Linked DNA regions of Homo sapiens: region 1 is linked to region 2. Evidence: chromatin contacts called from ENCODE Hi-C data. All regions are on one chromosome and are shown on one strand. Each heading gives the region's core, a stretch centred on a gene start or an enhancer-like site at or near the end of the contact. The rest is flanking DNA. Distances are from core to core; before and after follow the strand shown.

Region 1 (7,684 bases), core at 627-3,126, 120 kb before region 2:
CACATGGTTGCATCTAACAAGAATGTGTTGGTAGAAAGCATATGTGTTCAGCAATGTCTAGGTCTCTTTTTGCCAAGCACGTGGCAAGCTCTATCTAGATATTCTTGTGTTACCACTTTTATTTCTTAGAGAACAAAATAACAGCAGCACAGCAGCTAAGAATTAATGATGACTCACCATTTGCCATGCACCATAACCATAATGCTTCAACCAGATTAATCTTCACAACTCCCCTATTATTACATTCATCATACACTTAGGAAAACTGAGGCCCAAAGTAGGGTTGAGATTGAGAGTGACCAAATATGACATGGGATATACCTTTACTAAAAAATATTCATTGTTTATTTAAAATTCAAATTTAACTTAGTATCCTATATTTTATTCTCACAGTTGTAGCCCAGAGAGATTAAGTAACTAGCTTAAAGTTACACAAGAGACAGGCTTCAAACTTGCTCACAGCCCACAAAGCCCTAAATCTTATTCTTATGTTTTACTGATTACATATGATTTTAAAGAAAGACCATTTGTCTAGGAGAGAAGATATTAAGATAGCAATCAACCTAGCTGATATTTGGAATATGTTCATAGATTGGGCTGATTGTAAATGAGGTCAAAGTAAAGGCTTCAGGAAAGCTCAGGGCTCTGACCAAGAACTTAGGAACCTAATTAGTCGGGAAAGCGGCTTTGACATCAGGAACAGAACAAAGTTTAAAAGCAAGGTTTCTTTTTTCAGAGTTGTTAAAAATATGTCTATTTTTTTTCCCTTGCATTGGAAAACATTTCCTGAATTGGAAATAATGCTGCAGCTGAAATAGCTGCAAGCAAGTTAGAAAATGGCTATTAGGCATGCTTCTTTGTAGAAGATTATACTCTATGATTGCTTTGTAAGTAAGTTCTAGTGGATTGAAGCCGGAGCTATTCCTGTATGTGGACAGGTCATTAAGTATCTAAACTTGTTCCTCCAGCCCTTACAGTGAAATAGGAGACTTCATGCTGCAAAGTAACCTAGAGATTTGTTAATTACACCAGTTAGGAGGTGTGAACAGTATTTACACCTTTCTGTTCCCCTTCCAGGCAGCAAAGAATGTAGCCACAAAGTAGGCAGAAAATCCAGTAAAAGACATTTTGTAGGAGGAAAATATTGGATTTAATTAATTAATACAATATATTTTTCCATCACATAAGAGCTATTTATTTCTTTTTAGGAGGACCAGAGGTGGCTTGACAAATATAGTCACCTCCCTGCTGAGCATATTTACATTTGAATAAATGAAAGGAATAACAGAAGAGCTAAATAAAGCTTCAAATAAATTATAAATAAAAACAATTTGTGATCGAGAAGTCCAAGCTAAAAGTGGGATTGAAAACCATCCGTAATTGATTCTTTGGATAATAGAAGATCATAGGTTCTAAAAACTAGAAACACCTAAAGTAACTATTAACTTCACCAGTAAAAGTATTGAAAAGTGTTGATACCAAGTAACTTAACTATAAATATGCTTAGAATTTTTGTGGCAGTCCCCAACTTTACAGAATGTGTTCCTAGAGTCTTTTTTCCTTAGTTGTTTAGGTTTTTGGAATGTATGTTATTATAAAAACACAATGAGAAATTATGGTGACTTCCCCAGGCTAGCCCTCGAAAGCCTCCTGGATTCTTAATGTTCTTGAACTGATACACTGACCCAAGAAAACAAAACTGTTTTGTGTTCTGACCTTAGTTCGCAGTGGGCCCATTCATATCTGCTCTTGTCCTCTTCATGTCCATTCTCTTGAAGAGCAGCTGCATTAATGTAGCTGTGGATTTTAGAATAAAATCCAAAATGCTTACATTAATTTAGGAAGACCCTACGATCTAGCTCCTCCTCACTCTGCAGCCTCACCTCTTCCTCTCTCCTGTTTCACTTCTTTATCAGCCCTACTGACCCTGAAGTGGTTCATCATTAGCATCAGGTTCTTCCCTGCTCAGGCCATTTGCATTTGTTTTTCTCTCTTTGTTTCCTATCATCCTGAGGCCAGTCCTTAATGCTCTCTATAAAACTGTAATCCCTCCATTATTTTTACACTCTAAATGATTTGTTACCCTCAGAAGTCTTATCCACTTATCTCTTATCTACTTAGCACCTAACACTAATTCATCATCTTTTTCAATTAGACTGGGAACTTTGTGTAGGCCAACCCCAGGACCCTATTACCTCTGAACTCCCAAGTCCTAATATAATCTGTGCCAAGTAGTGGGTACTAAATAGATATTTTTTGGATGAATGAATGAATGAATGAATTTGTGTGTGTTCCCTGCTAACCAAAACAATAGCAGCTAAAGGAGGACACTGCATTCCCTTGGCCATGTGCCTTCCCTAGGTACTTGTGCCAGTGTTTTGAGGGGATTCCAAACATTGGAGAGCTTTAGAGTTTCTTCAAGCATAGAAGACATTTCTGAATGGGTCTCCATTTATGCTGGCTGACAGAAGGTAGGTCAGGAGTTCAGTGGTAACAGGGCTTAATTTAGTTAAAATGGAAACAGCTGAAACAATGTTCGCTGTTCAAAATTAAGTAGGGCTGGGTGCAGTGGCTCATGCCTATAGTCCCAGCACTTTGGGAGGCTGATCACTTGAGGTCAGGAGTTTGAGACCAGCCTGGACAACAAAGAGAGAACCCCCACCTCCACCTCTACAAAAATAGAAAGAATTAGCTTGGTGTAGTGGTGCATGCCTGTAGTCCTAGCTACTCAGGAGTCTGAAGTGAGAGAATCACTCAAGCCAAGGAGTTTGATGTTACAGTGAGCTATGACTGTGCCATTGCACTACAGCCTGGGTGCCAGAGCCAGACTCTGTCTCTAAAAAAGGTAATTAATTAATTTAAAATAAATTAAAAATGAACTGGGCTGGATGGAGTGTTTATATTTCAAGAGATCAGTTAGAAGTCTACTATAGAGTCCTGGTTAGGGTTGGTAGCATTTTGACTACACAGATGGCAATAGGGATTGAGAAAAGTTAACAAATTCCAGAGTTTCTTAAAAGGTTAATTCAGTAGTTCTCAAACTTTAGTAGGCTTTACAGATTGTTGGGCCCTAAAGTCAGTTTCTGTTTTAGAAAACCTAGGGTGATCCCTGAAAATCTACATTTCTAACAAGTTTCCAGATGATGCTGATGCTACTGGTCAGGAGACAATACTTTGAGAACCACTGTTTTCAGTTGTGGGATTTGTGATAGATGGAACGCTGGGAATATAGAGAACGTAGTAAAAAGAATAACTTCTAGGTTTCTATCTTGAATCACGTTTGTGTCATTTACTGGAATAGGGGGCACTGAAATGTTAGAGGAGGAATTAATGAGTCTTTGGTTTATATGTTGAATTTGAGGTTTCATTTAAGACCAGCAAGAACAAAACGTTGAAAAGGTTGATGTAGGTACACGCCTGTAATTCATAAGAGTACTCTGAAATAAAGATACTTACTTCGTGGTTTTTAATATACTGATAGTAATTAACATTGTGGATGGAGACAAGTTTGCTGAACATGAGAGAATATAAAGGGAGAAGGGGACCTAGGGCTCAGCCTGGAAACTCCAAGATTAAGTGGATGTATGGAGGAGAATTAATTTTCAGAAGGAACTAGAAAAGAGTATTGAGAAAGTATAAGGAAGCAAGAACTGAGTCTGGATCCCAGAATCCAAGGTTATAGAGTGTTTCAAAAAGTAGAGCAGGACTATAGTGCCGAGATGTTAACAGAGATATGATCTGAAATATGTCTAATTGAATTGGGTGCTCAGGCAATCATTAGGGACCATAGCCAAGGCTGTTGTGTTGTAGTGACTGAAGTGGAAGTTAGATGGAGTGGACTAAGGAACAAATGAAAGTTTGTGGAGGTATAACTTGAGAGAACAGGAATAAACAATCATTCCCCTCTAAATTCTCCTTTACAGAAGAAAAACATATTTTAAGAACTTTTCTCTTATTTTTAAATAGATAAAACATTCATGCACATGATTCAAAAGGCAAAGTGACCTAAAAATATATTCATTGAGAAGTTTTAATCTTTCTTTATTCACTCAGTTTTTGACTCACTCCTCCCAACTCCTGAAGGTAATCTCTTTTATTAGTTCCCTGCATATTTTTCGAGATTCCGTAGAAGTAATTTTTGAAGGCAAGAGTAACATCTCTCTCATGCAAGTGCCCCTGTATACATTTTTAAATGCACAGTAATACATGTGCCCATGTTTTCATGTGTATACATATGATCTTCAATATCTAAGTGATAGCTGACAGCGTCACAGCAAAGAGCAGGTTCCACTCAATTGGTGCTTGGATTTTTTATCACATCTCACTTTTATTTCATTTTCTTACATACCTATCCCCCTTACACACATGAAGAGTACTTGTTCCCAATCACACTTGGCAAACTCCCTCAGTAACTTTGTCCATTTTCTCATTTTAGGGTAACCTCAATGCCAGAATGACAATTATTCTCTTTTTATGAATGCCTGGGGCAATTTATCCTGAGATCTTACATGAGAAATCCATCTTTCTTCTGATCACCTGTGGTTTGTCTTCGGCTCCACGGTCAGTTGTATCCAGGACCTCAAATGCCATGAGGCCACTCTCTGTGTCTCTCTCTCTGTTTCTGTCTGTCCATGTCTCTCTCCATGATCACATGAAAGAGAATAAGGTCCCTGGCAGCTGGGGGCTGAAATATTCATTGAATCATGACCAAAGAGGAAACAAAAAAGATAACTTCTCTTCTTCACTATAAACGCATGCTGAAAAAGGCCTGTGATTGGGTAGACTTGGGTCATGGACTCTTCCTGCACCAATTGCTGTAACTGGGAGCTTGGGCTACCCCAACTCACCTAGCTGGCATAATCTTTCCAACTCCGTGAGTTGGAAAGTGTGGATTTGCAAGCCTTTCCAGAAATCTAAGTTTAGAGTGGAATAGATGTTTTCCAAAGGAAGAGGGTTACTGTTAACATTACCCAAATGGAGAAATGAATTCAGGGAAAAAAAAATACTAGCAGATGTCCACCTTAAACTTGTTAGCTTTTATTTCTCACAGCACCCTGTGGTAAGTGATAGCACTCACTATTTGTAGTTTTATATTTATTTCAGAGTTTGTTTAATATGTGAATTCCATATCCAGCTCTACGAGGATAGAAATTATATTTTCTTTGTTCTCATTTGTGTCTCCAGGGCCTGGCAGAGTGACCAAAAAACAGTAGGCCCTTAATCATACACATCAGATGAATGAATGAATACAACTCTCACTAATACTTTTCTTATGGATGATTTCCCTGTCCTGCTGTGGTATCTTTCCTTTTTACCTAGTTTTGTGGTACTTTTGATTCACCTAAATTGATTTGTGTTTATTACTTGGGATTTACTAAGAGTCTGACAGTCTTCTTCACAGGTCTTCAGAGGACCTAGGGCAGGGATTGACAAAGTTTTTCTGCAAGGGCAAGATATTAAATATTTTAGGCTTTGCAAGCCATGTGGTCTCAGGCTCAACTATTCAACGAAGTTGTAGCACCAAAGCAGCCATAGACAATATGTAAATGAATGAGCACAGCTGTGTTCCAAGAATATTTATTTATTATAAGGTTGGATTTGGCCTGAGGTCTATCGTTTGCTGACCCCTGACCATCAACCAATTGTTCTGTTGCTTTTCCCCTAGAACAATTCTGAATTCAGCAGTGCATATTCAGCTTAGGCATCTAATATCATGAATCTTGTTTTAGTGATGCCATTATTTTCTTCTCATAATCCTTAACAGATTGGTTTCTGATCCTTTCATTAAGTTTAGTAAAATGAGAAGTGCTATTATGTAAGATGTTCAACCAGGAGTAAAAAAGAACCAAGCATTAGTGTTTTTGACCAGTAAATGAAGAAAATAGTGTCTCTAATCTTGAGTTATATTTTCAACTAAATCATTACATTTGTACTAAATAGGAATGGTTAGCATACGTTTTAAAGAATGCAGGGTATTGTGACATAAAGTTCATCATAACTCATTTTATTTAGAAAATCAAGTTTTACATATTTTGGAATTCAAGGCTTGTTCAAGAATGCCTTAATACCTTAGGGTACAGGTTGAATTTGATTGGGGCAGGGAAAACAAAACAGTAGGACTTAACAAGAAGAAAAAGGAATAAATTAATCTTTCAGGCATTGTGCTCTAATATACCGTCAGAACAGTTCAAATGCTACGAGTGCTAGCAATAATATAGTTTCTGAGGGAGCTCGTCTTACAAGGCCATTGGTCACTTTCATTATAGAAATTTGAATCATAATATTAATATGAAGAGTTTCCACCTCTGAATATTTCACACCCTGGGGTTGTTTGTTCCAACCTGATGTAGAAAAACAGATGCCTGTGGTACATGATCATAACTGTGGAGAGCTCTAATCATAGATATTAAAATAGATTGATGTATGAGTAAATACCTGGAGCCATCCTAGGTATCCTTACTAACTTCAATAGATACTACTGAGTAAGGGAGACACACTGGCATTACAGATAGTCCAGAAAGAAAGAGCATCCTTGAATTATTCTTGGATTGTGTTTTGTTTTCCTTTTTTGACTCAGTAGCTTATTTAGACACAAGTCATTGCTTGATCAAAACTTGTGGAAAAGAAAGAAAAGTACTTAATATTTAATTTTTCTTTACCTTTTAAAATGTTTAAATTGATAAAATTTTAAATAGTAGAGAGGCATTACAGGCCACTCCCTTTACACTCTATTCTAAGGCAGGAATTTTTGTGCATTCTTCACATATGATGTCTACCTTCTGCTTGCAAAATGCTAGGCAGAGAACTCCTTCTGTAACAATGCCCATTTTGGACTTTTCTCGTTGTTAAAAATTTCTTTTGTTCTTACCCCAAATTTACTCATCTATAGGGTCCCCCTGTTTTTTTTTACCCCTGGATGCAACATGCAATTCCTATTTCTCTTCTACATGATAGCTCGTAAATTAATTGAAGAGATATACATATACTGTCTATGCTTTCAGGTAAAATGGTTCCATTTACTCCCTTGGTCTTTAAATTAGGTAGTCTGCAGTTCTCTCATCCACCAAGATCTGCACAAGGTATGCTCTTCTTTCATCAATGTTCTGTGTGAAGCTGTGACCCCAAATCTAGACTAAATACTTCTATTAGAGTCTGAATGGATACGTGGAAAACATACTGAGTGGTTTTCTCTGACCAGATATTCTTTTTATAAAGAACACTCTGTACCACTAAAATGCCATATCTTTAGGAGATAGAGGCCTATGATGATGTTATAGTTTCTAATATAATGTTTAAAGTTACTTACTTGTATGTAAATTTGTTGTATAAGAATGAATGAATTATATCCTCTAGTTCATAGCACTTTATCATCATTGGTCCATGTCAGTGCATCCATGTTTTGTCTCCATGCATTTTTAATTTTTCTGAATGGCATTGTCTGTGTATCTCCTTTCTTTTTCCCTTTTCTTTTTCTTACTCAGTACTATTTATTTTTTAAGATCTCTGTGTCTAGGTGCATATTCAGCCCATTGCTTCTAACCACTGCATAGAACTGTGGGAATGTGTATTTATGCAAATTTACCTCTCTGCTCTCCCAGTGATGGATATGCTAAGTGCCTGCAATGTTCTGTAACAGCAAATTATACTGGAATAAACTTCCTTAACCCTGTGTTAGAATTTTGGG
Region 2 (7,616 bases), core at 3,668-6,167:
GATCATCTTTATATTCTATTGTCTACCACATAGTCTGCATTATAATGGTCACTCACTTAAATATCTAGTGATGAGTGAATGAGTTTTCTTATATCTGTTAGCCCCTTCATCTTAATCCCTCCTAATCATTCCTATATAACAGAATTAATACCCATTCCCATATAGAAGAGTTAATTCTTCTTCTCACAATTTATAAACTCGGTTTTTTGCTTTTGTTTTGTTGTTGTTTTTGTTTTTTTAAAGACTGCCTTGATTGTCAGTGTATCACTAGGGCCTGGCTTAAACAATAGTCATTAAACAGATGAATATTGACTTAATAGCTCTGGATGGGACAATAAATGTAGTCTGTATACACAGAACTACATGATTTGAAGATTCATCATACTACTAAAGGCTTCAATAAATCTCAGAAAAATTGACATTGCAATTTTAATATTAAGTATTAAAATAAAGCATTGTACTACTTTAGAACATTTGTCATGAATTATACCAATTCAATACTTTTATTGATTTATCTGTAGAAATGTCTGCATTCCTATTTCATCATCACAGACAAAGCCTACACCCATATAGACAACGGACATTTTTGGATAGCCTGATAGTTGTATGGTTTAAATGCAATATATCACTCTATCTTAATAATTGTGTGAAGTGTGTATTATTTTCATCTCCATTTTGTAAACGAAAAATCAGGCTTCAATGATTTTAGAAAGTTATCCATGCCTACATCTAATGAGTGGCAAAACTGGGATTCAAACTGATTTATCAGATTTCAGAGAATACATTTTTAGTACCATAGCCAGCTACCAGTGCTTTAGAAATATACAGATATTTAGACTTGTTTATTACATTTATATGCACATTTTTTATCCTCAGATTTTTACATAAATTATGGCTTAAAAATTTAATTAAAAACCTGATAAATATATGTTGTGAGAAAGACAACTTGCACATTGCATTTTCCAAAGACAGCTGAAACTCCTATACCATATCTTACAGGCTCCTCTGCAATATGACCTTGCCACTCCCTGATCAAGTTGTGGAGTCTCTCTCTTGAACCTGTGCTGGCCTTAGTGGCTCTCCTGAAATCAATAAAATGAGGCTGGAAGGATGACATATGAATTTTGAGGCCAGGTCAGAAGGAGCCTTGCAGCTTCTTCCTTGGTCTCATAGACAGATCACCCTCTGGATATTTCCTTTCCAGCTACTCTCTTTTAGATCTCATATATCATTTTTAATTTTAATTTTATAGATTCAGGAGGTACATGTGCAGGTTTGTCACATGGATATATTGCATGATGGTGAGGCTTGGGCTTCTAGTGTACCCATCACCTAAATAGTAAACATTATACCCAGTAGGTAATTTTTCAACCCTCACCTCTCTCCCACACTCCCCGCTTTTGAAATACTCAGTGTCTATTATTCCACCCTCTATGTCCATGTATATCCACTGTTTAGCTCTCACTTATAGGTGAGAACATGTGATATTTGACTTTCTATTTCTGAGTTATTTCACTTAAGGCAATGGCCTTCAGTTTCAATCATGTTGTTGCAAAAGACATGATTTTATTCTTTTTATGGCTGCAGAGTATTCCATGGGGTTTATATACTACATTTTCTTCATCCAGTCATTTGTTGATGGACACTTATATGATTCCATGACTTTGCTATTGCAGATACTGCTGTCATAAACATACAAGTGCAGGTGTCTTTTTGATATAATGATTTCCTTTGGGTAGATACACGGTAGTGAAATTGCTGGGTGGAATGGTAGTTCAATTTTTAGTTATTTGAGAAATCTCCATATTTTTTTCTGTAAGGGTTGTACTAATTTACATTCCCACCAACGGTGTATAAGCATTCCCTTTTCTACACATCCTCACCGATATCTGTGGCTTTTTAACTTTTTAATAACAGCCATTCTGACTGGTGTGTGATGGCATCTCATTGTGGTTTTGATTTTCATTTCTCTGATGATTAGTGATATTGGGCATTTTTTCATGTTTGTTGGCCACCTGTATGTCTTCTGAGAAGTGTCTGTCCATTTCCTTTGTCCACTTCTAAATGGGATTGTTTTTTTCTTCTTGAGTTGTTTTGAGTTGCTTCTGGATTCCGGATGTTAGTTCTGTGTCAGACACATAGTTTGCAAATATTTTTTCCCATTTTGTAAGTTGTTTGTTTACTCTGTTTATTATTATTATTATTTTTTCTTGCTGTGCAGAAGCTCTTTAATTAAGACCCATTTGTCTATTTTTCTTTTTGTTGCATTTGCTTTTGAGGTCTTGGTCATAAAATCTTTGCTTATGCCAGAGTCTGGAAGAGTTTTTCCTATAAGATTTTTATAGTTTCAGGTCTTGCATATAAGTCTTTATTAATCTTGAGTTAATTTTATATATGGTAAAGGATAGGGGTCCAGTTTCATTTTTCTGCATATGGCTATTTAATTGTTTCAGTACCATTTACTGAATAGAGTGTCCTTTTTCCACTTCATATTTTTGTTGACTTTTTGAAAATCAGTTGGTTGTAGGTAGCCACACTTCATTTTTTGAAAGGCTCAAACTACATGGAGAGGTCACAAGCTGCACTCCATTGACAGTCAAAGCTGAGTTCAGATTTGGAGGTATTCCAACCAGGCAACATTTATGTGAATGAACGAGCTTCTAGCTCATTCCACACCCCAGCAACACTGGTAATCTCCATCATTTGAGTTTCCTCAATTAATGCTGCAGACATAGAGCATGATAATAGAATAAGCCATATCCACTCTGCCTTGTTCTGACCCATGGATTGTTTGAGCATAATAAAATGGCTCTTGTTTTATTGTAGTGAAATTTGGGTGATTTTATTTTATTTTTTTACAGAGCAGATATCAGACATCTTAGAACTAGGAGGTTTACCCTCTATTATTCAAGCCTTAGTGAACTACTTGATTCTACCTGCCTAAGAACAAATGGTAAAAAGTACAAGTTCTGAAATATTCCACAAAATACTATTTTTAATGCGTATTTACTATCACACAAGTCTGATTCGTGAATACATAAATTCCAAAATTGTTTAAATTAATAATGGAAGATGAGACATAATGATTAAGTAAGTCAAATTACTGTATCAGATGTTGATAGAGTTGAATAATCTCTCCATTTCCCACTTCAACTCCTCAGAATGGGAGATTTAACAACTTTAGGATATTTGTCATTCTTGATAACTACCTACCCAGCTAGTGCCTTTTACTGCTTTGTAGATATGGCAGTGCAGACACAAAATCTATGAAACTTTATTCAAATCAGATTTATGACAATGTAAATAGTAGTACTCGACTTAACTGCTACTGTTTAAATAAAATCTAAATAATATATGATGAGCACAAACAGGCTTTCTAGTCAATTAACTGTTACTAGAAAGAGGAAAATTCTTCTCATCATTATTTCTCTATTTGCTCTATCATTTTTTCCTATCATAAAGATGGTCTCTAAGTAAATCTAGTCATAGACAATGTAGCCAAGTAGATAAAAGTTATAGGTTACAATCTCTAGCTTCTAATGTCTTTCTTATGGGTGAAATATCAATAGATTTTGTTCCTGTTTTTATTCAAATTGATGTGGTAGAGTAAATGTATTGAGTGCTGAGGAAAAGGGAAGCTAAAATTCCTAGGACTAATTTTTGACAATCCAAACCTTCATATATACCACTCTCTGAAATATGTTTGTCCACAATTGTTTTCAGTGTTATCAACATTTAAGGATTGTGATTTTTTTTTGTCTACATTTGATGAATACTTGGATTTTGGCTTTCATTCCACACCCAGAATGTATTATATACATGTGTGTGAATGCATATATATGAATAATTGTGCAAACCATATCTTACAGTAGGTAATTCATCTATCTTTATTTTTAGAATTTTACAAAACATATTGCAATAAATATTAAAAATCAGAACTGAAAATATCACAAACCTATTAAGATTAAGGTTTATTTGTATTATTCTTTATAAAGTGAATGAAGCATTTGTTAATGTCAACATTTTTGTTATTTAATTGCCTAGCTCAGTGCAAAAGGACAGCTTTAAATATATATTTCTTCAAATGGTGAACTAATCATCATTTAAATGGCATTTGCCTTTGCTTAACATGGCTTCCTGGTTCTCAGATAAGGCTAAAATGAAAATGAAATTCTTGATCCATCCACTGCTATTTTTTTTTTGGTGCAAAAAAGTCATATTAATAAGAACCTTAAACTGATAGGAAATATGTCCAGCCCTGGATGTAGTTAACAATCTAATTAAAAGGACAATTTGGCAATTGATATGCTATCAGAAAAGAGAAAGTGAGAGAGAAAGAGAGAGACAGAGAGAGAGAGAAAGAAAAGGCAGGAGAAAACCCAGGGCCTGGCAACAAATTTGTCTCTTAAATGCTCACTTTCAAGTGTGTCTGGTTTCTAGTGCAGTTTGTTTCAGAAGGGATCAATTTTTTCCCCTTTTCCCTATTCTACTTTTGCACTGGTATTGTCTGAATCCCAGAGTGAGCAGCAATACATCATCTTGCTTCAACATCTGCTAGAGCCCCCTCTCCTCCTAATCTGCCCAGATCCCCAAAGCCTTTTCCACCTGCTATAGCGCCAAATGCTCATTACAGCATACAGCTATGCCCTTCATTGTCCTTTCTCCCAGATCCTCAAGGTTAACATGGAACAATGACTATTATTAAGTGGGGGCTTCAGGAATATAAAAGCAGACTGGGCAAGGAGAGAGAGGGTGGGGCAGTGGAAGCATTGGGTAGCATGCCAGGAGAGCTGGCAGGAAAGAGCTGCTAGAAAGCTGTGGCCAATTTTCCAGTCGAAACATGAGTCACTGAATAGAGATGCCCTAGACATAAATAGCTTCCCTGTTCATTGCCCAGGACAAGCAGAGACCACACCCTTCAGTGGTTTTGTGTCAGGGTACTTTTGGATATGGCTTTGAGCAACTAGCGCAGGAAGAGAGATAAAAATGGCCAATTTGAGAAGGCTGGCAAGTCTAGAAGTTGTGTTTACTCCTTGGCCAACTGTAAATTGTAACCAATTGGAAGTTGTTCTACGTCTTTTTTTAATACAAATCACCAACCTGTTCCTTCTATTTGCATCATCACACCAACCACCAATGGAAAATCTGAGACACATTAGCTTAGACTGCTTAGAAAACAATGAAATTCAGAATCTCTCTGACTGTATTCATTTAGATTATCATAGAATCTGAATTATTTTTAAAGGAATCTAATGGTTGGGGGAGGCAGCTTTACTTTAGATTTCCTGTCTTTGGCAGCTGTGTACCTCACTCCCAGATGCCATACTTGGTGCAATTTCCTTTTAGTTTTGTAGGAGATATTTTAAGAAGTTAAACACTGTTTCCTCAGTGACATTCATAGGGATGATCTAGATAAACCACATGAATGTCAGCTGGCCTCTAGCAGAATTGGCCAGCTCTGTCCTGGACATCCTTTCCTGTTAACGCACCCTTGGACAATGTCTCCAGCAGGATCAAGTCGCTCCCTGTTGCTCTTCCTCTCCTGGAAGTAGTATAAAACCACGGGTTCCCTCTAAGGCCACCTAGTAAAATTTTACTTGCTTCCACCACCCAGAACCCCAAGGAAGTGTGTTAACCATCCCATAGCCACAAAATGTGCTGATCTAAATAAAACACAGGCCATCCAGCTCAGTGTTCTAGCCAACACACTGGAGGGGCTGAACAAGATCTCATTAATAAAATCAGTTAGGTGTAAAACAACCTGGGCTAGATAAAGTCAGAGTTTGTTTACTTACTCCACTAATGACAACACACCTAAACTGTCAGACTTAACACTAGGAAGAGTGTTATAGTTCCCTTTTCTATTTTAAAATCCAAGTTTGAAAGTCACAACTAAACTTAGATAGACAATTTTTTAATTGCAATTAGGAAATAAGAGAGACACATTGAAAAATAAAAGTTTTTCCTTTCACTTGGATTGATCAAGATACTAGATCTTCGTTGCGGGTTTGTGTGAAGATAGAAAAGTAACTAGAGTTTAGCTAAATGGTGAACATTTCAGGAACATATTCTTAAAAGTTTAAAATTTAAACCTTGTCCTAGACATTTCATATACATTTGCCTCCGTTTTAAGATTGAGAAGTAGTAAGTAAATGCTAATAAAAAGTATTTTATGTGGGTGTAGCTTTATATATAAGTAAAAAATAAGGAGAAAATAGTTTTTACTGAGGTAAATCTTATGGAGCATATGAATGCTTTAAAGTATAGTCCTAGCTCTTTCATAGGCTTGCATTGGAATTGCTATTTCACTGTAATATTGGGAAAGTTTCATTTTACCTCCCTGGGCTTTATTTTTACCTTATAGAATGAGGGTAGAAATGGTATTTCACCTTCCTCAGAAGGTTATTTGAGGATAAATGAAAAAGCTTTGGAAAGTGAAGGTGCCTAGAATGTAGTAAGAGGTCAATCCATTTCAATTGGTATTGTTGCTAATCTATTCTACTTGATGACGTTTGCAAGACATTTTATGATTCCAAAGGACTCTATTTCTTTTATCCTTCATTCCTTTCTTTCTCTGTTTTATGATTTTTATTACTTTTTTTTATTAGTTCACAAGCCTAAATTCTATTTTAATCACTTATTACTTATTTCTATTCAAACCTTTTGAAGAGTAGGATTCTGTTTTAATTCTTTCACAAGTTTCACGATCTTGAATGAGATGATAATAAGATGGTACAACTATAAATACCACAAATTAGGGGAAAAAAAGTATCAATGACTGAGTCTTAGTCAGTTTGGTCTGCCATAACAAAATATCATAGACTGACTGGCTTGAATGACAGAAACTTAATTTCTCACAGTTCTGAATGCTGAAAGTTCAGGAACAGGGTGACAGCATAGTCAGGTTCTGGTGAACACTCACTTCTTGGCTTGCAGTTGGCCAGTTTTTTGCTGCATCCCCTCATGGCAGAAGGAGAGTTAGTTGTCTGATGTCTTTTCTTATAAGGGCACTAATCCACTATGAGGACTCAACCCTTATGACCTCATCTGCACCTAGTTACCTTACAATGGCCCCAACTGGAAATATAATCATATTGGGGGTAAGAACTTCAACATATACATTTTGGCAGGATACAGTTCAGTCTATATCAGACTGTTGTCTCAAAATCTGTGACCTAATATCATCAGCTTAATGGCAAGGTTTTCAGTAGAACCAATAAACCTTGATGACCAAGATTTCAAGTTGTCAGACATTTTGACATTACAACTGCAACTTTGGGGATGATTAGCTCTCTATATTATTATTATTATTATTACTATTTTGAGATGCAGTTTCACTCTTGTCACCCAGGCTGGAGTGCAATGGCATGATCTCAGCTCACTGCAACCTCCGCCTCCTGGGTTCAAGTGATTCTCCTTCCTCAGCCTCCCAAGTAGCTGGGATTACAGGCACCCACAATTATGTATAGCTAATTTTTGTATTTTTAGTAGAGACGGGGGTTTTACCATTTTGGTGAGACTGGTCTTGAACTCCTGACCTCAGGTGATCCACCGGCATCAGTCTCCCAAAGTGCTGGAATTACAGGCGTGAGCCACTGCACCAGGCCCTCTACACA

What was found. Hi-C counts contacts between places; a loop is a spot of excess contacts on that map.
Region 1: a map of MCF 10A shows a loop between it and region 2 (1.8-fold over the local background). The contact joins the promoter of LINC02161 here to the enhancer-like site in region 2. A Hi-C loop is called at or near these places in 1 of 168 maps with a recorded cell type or tissue (MCF 10A).

What each region holds. Positions count from the first base shown.
Region 1 is chr5:89,575,409-89,583,092 of GRCh38, reverse strand. LINC02161 (long intergenic non-protein coding RNA 2161) reads right to left here and starts at 1,876. Exons shown (of 3, transcript XR_948556.3): 1 at 1,717-1,876.
Region 2 is chr5:89,455,437-89,463,052 of GRCh38, reverse strand. All of the region lies in intron 8 of MEF2C-AS1 (MEF2C antisense RNA 1), which reads right to left. Among named protein-coding and RNA genes, the nearest start is that of LINC02161, 120 kb to the left of the region's middle. Within about 2 kb of position 4,917, at least 8 of the 41 ENCODE cell types and tissues checked have a DNase peak (open chromatin) inside an H3K27ac peak, as active enhancers do.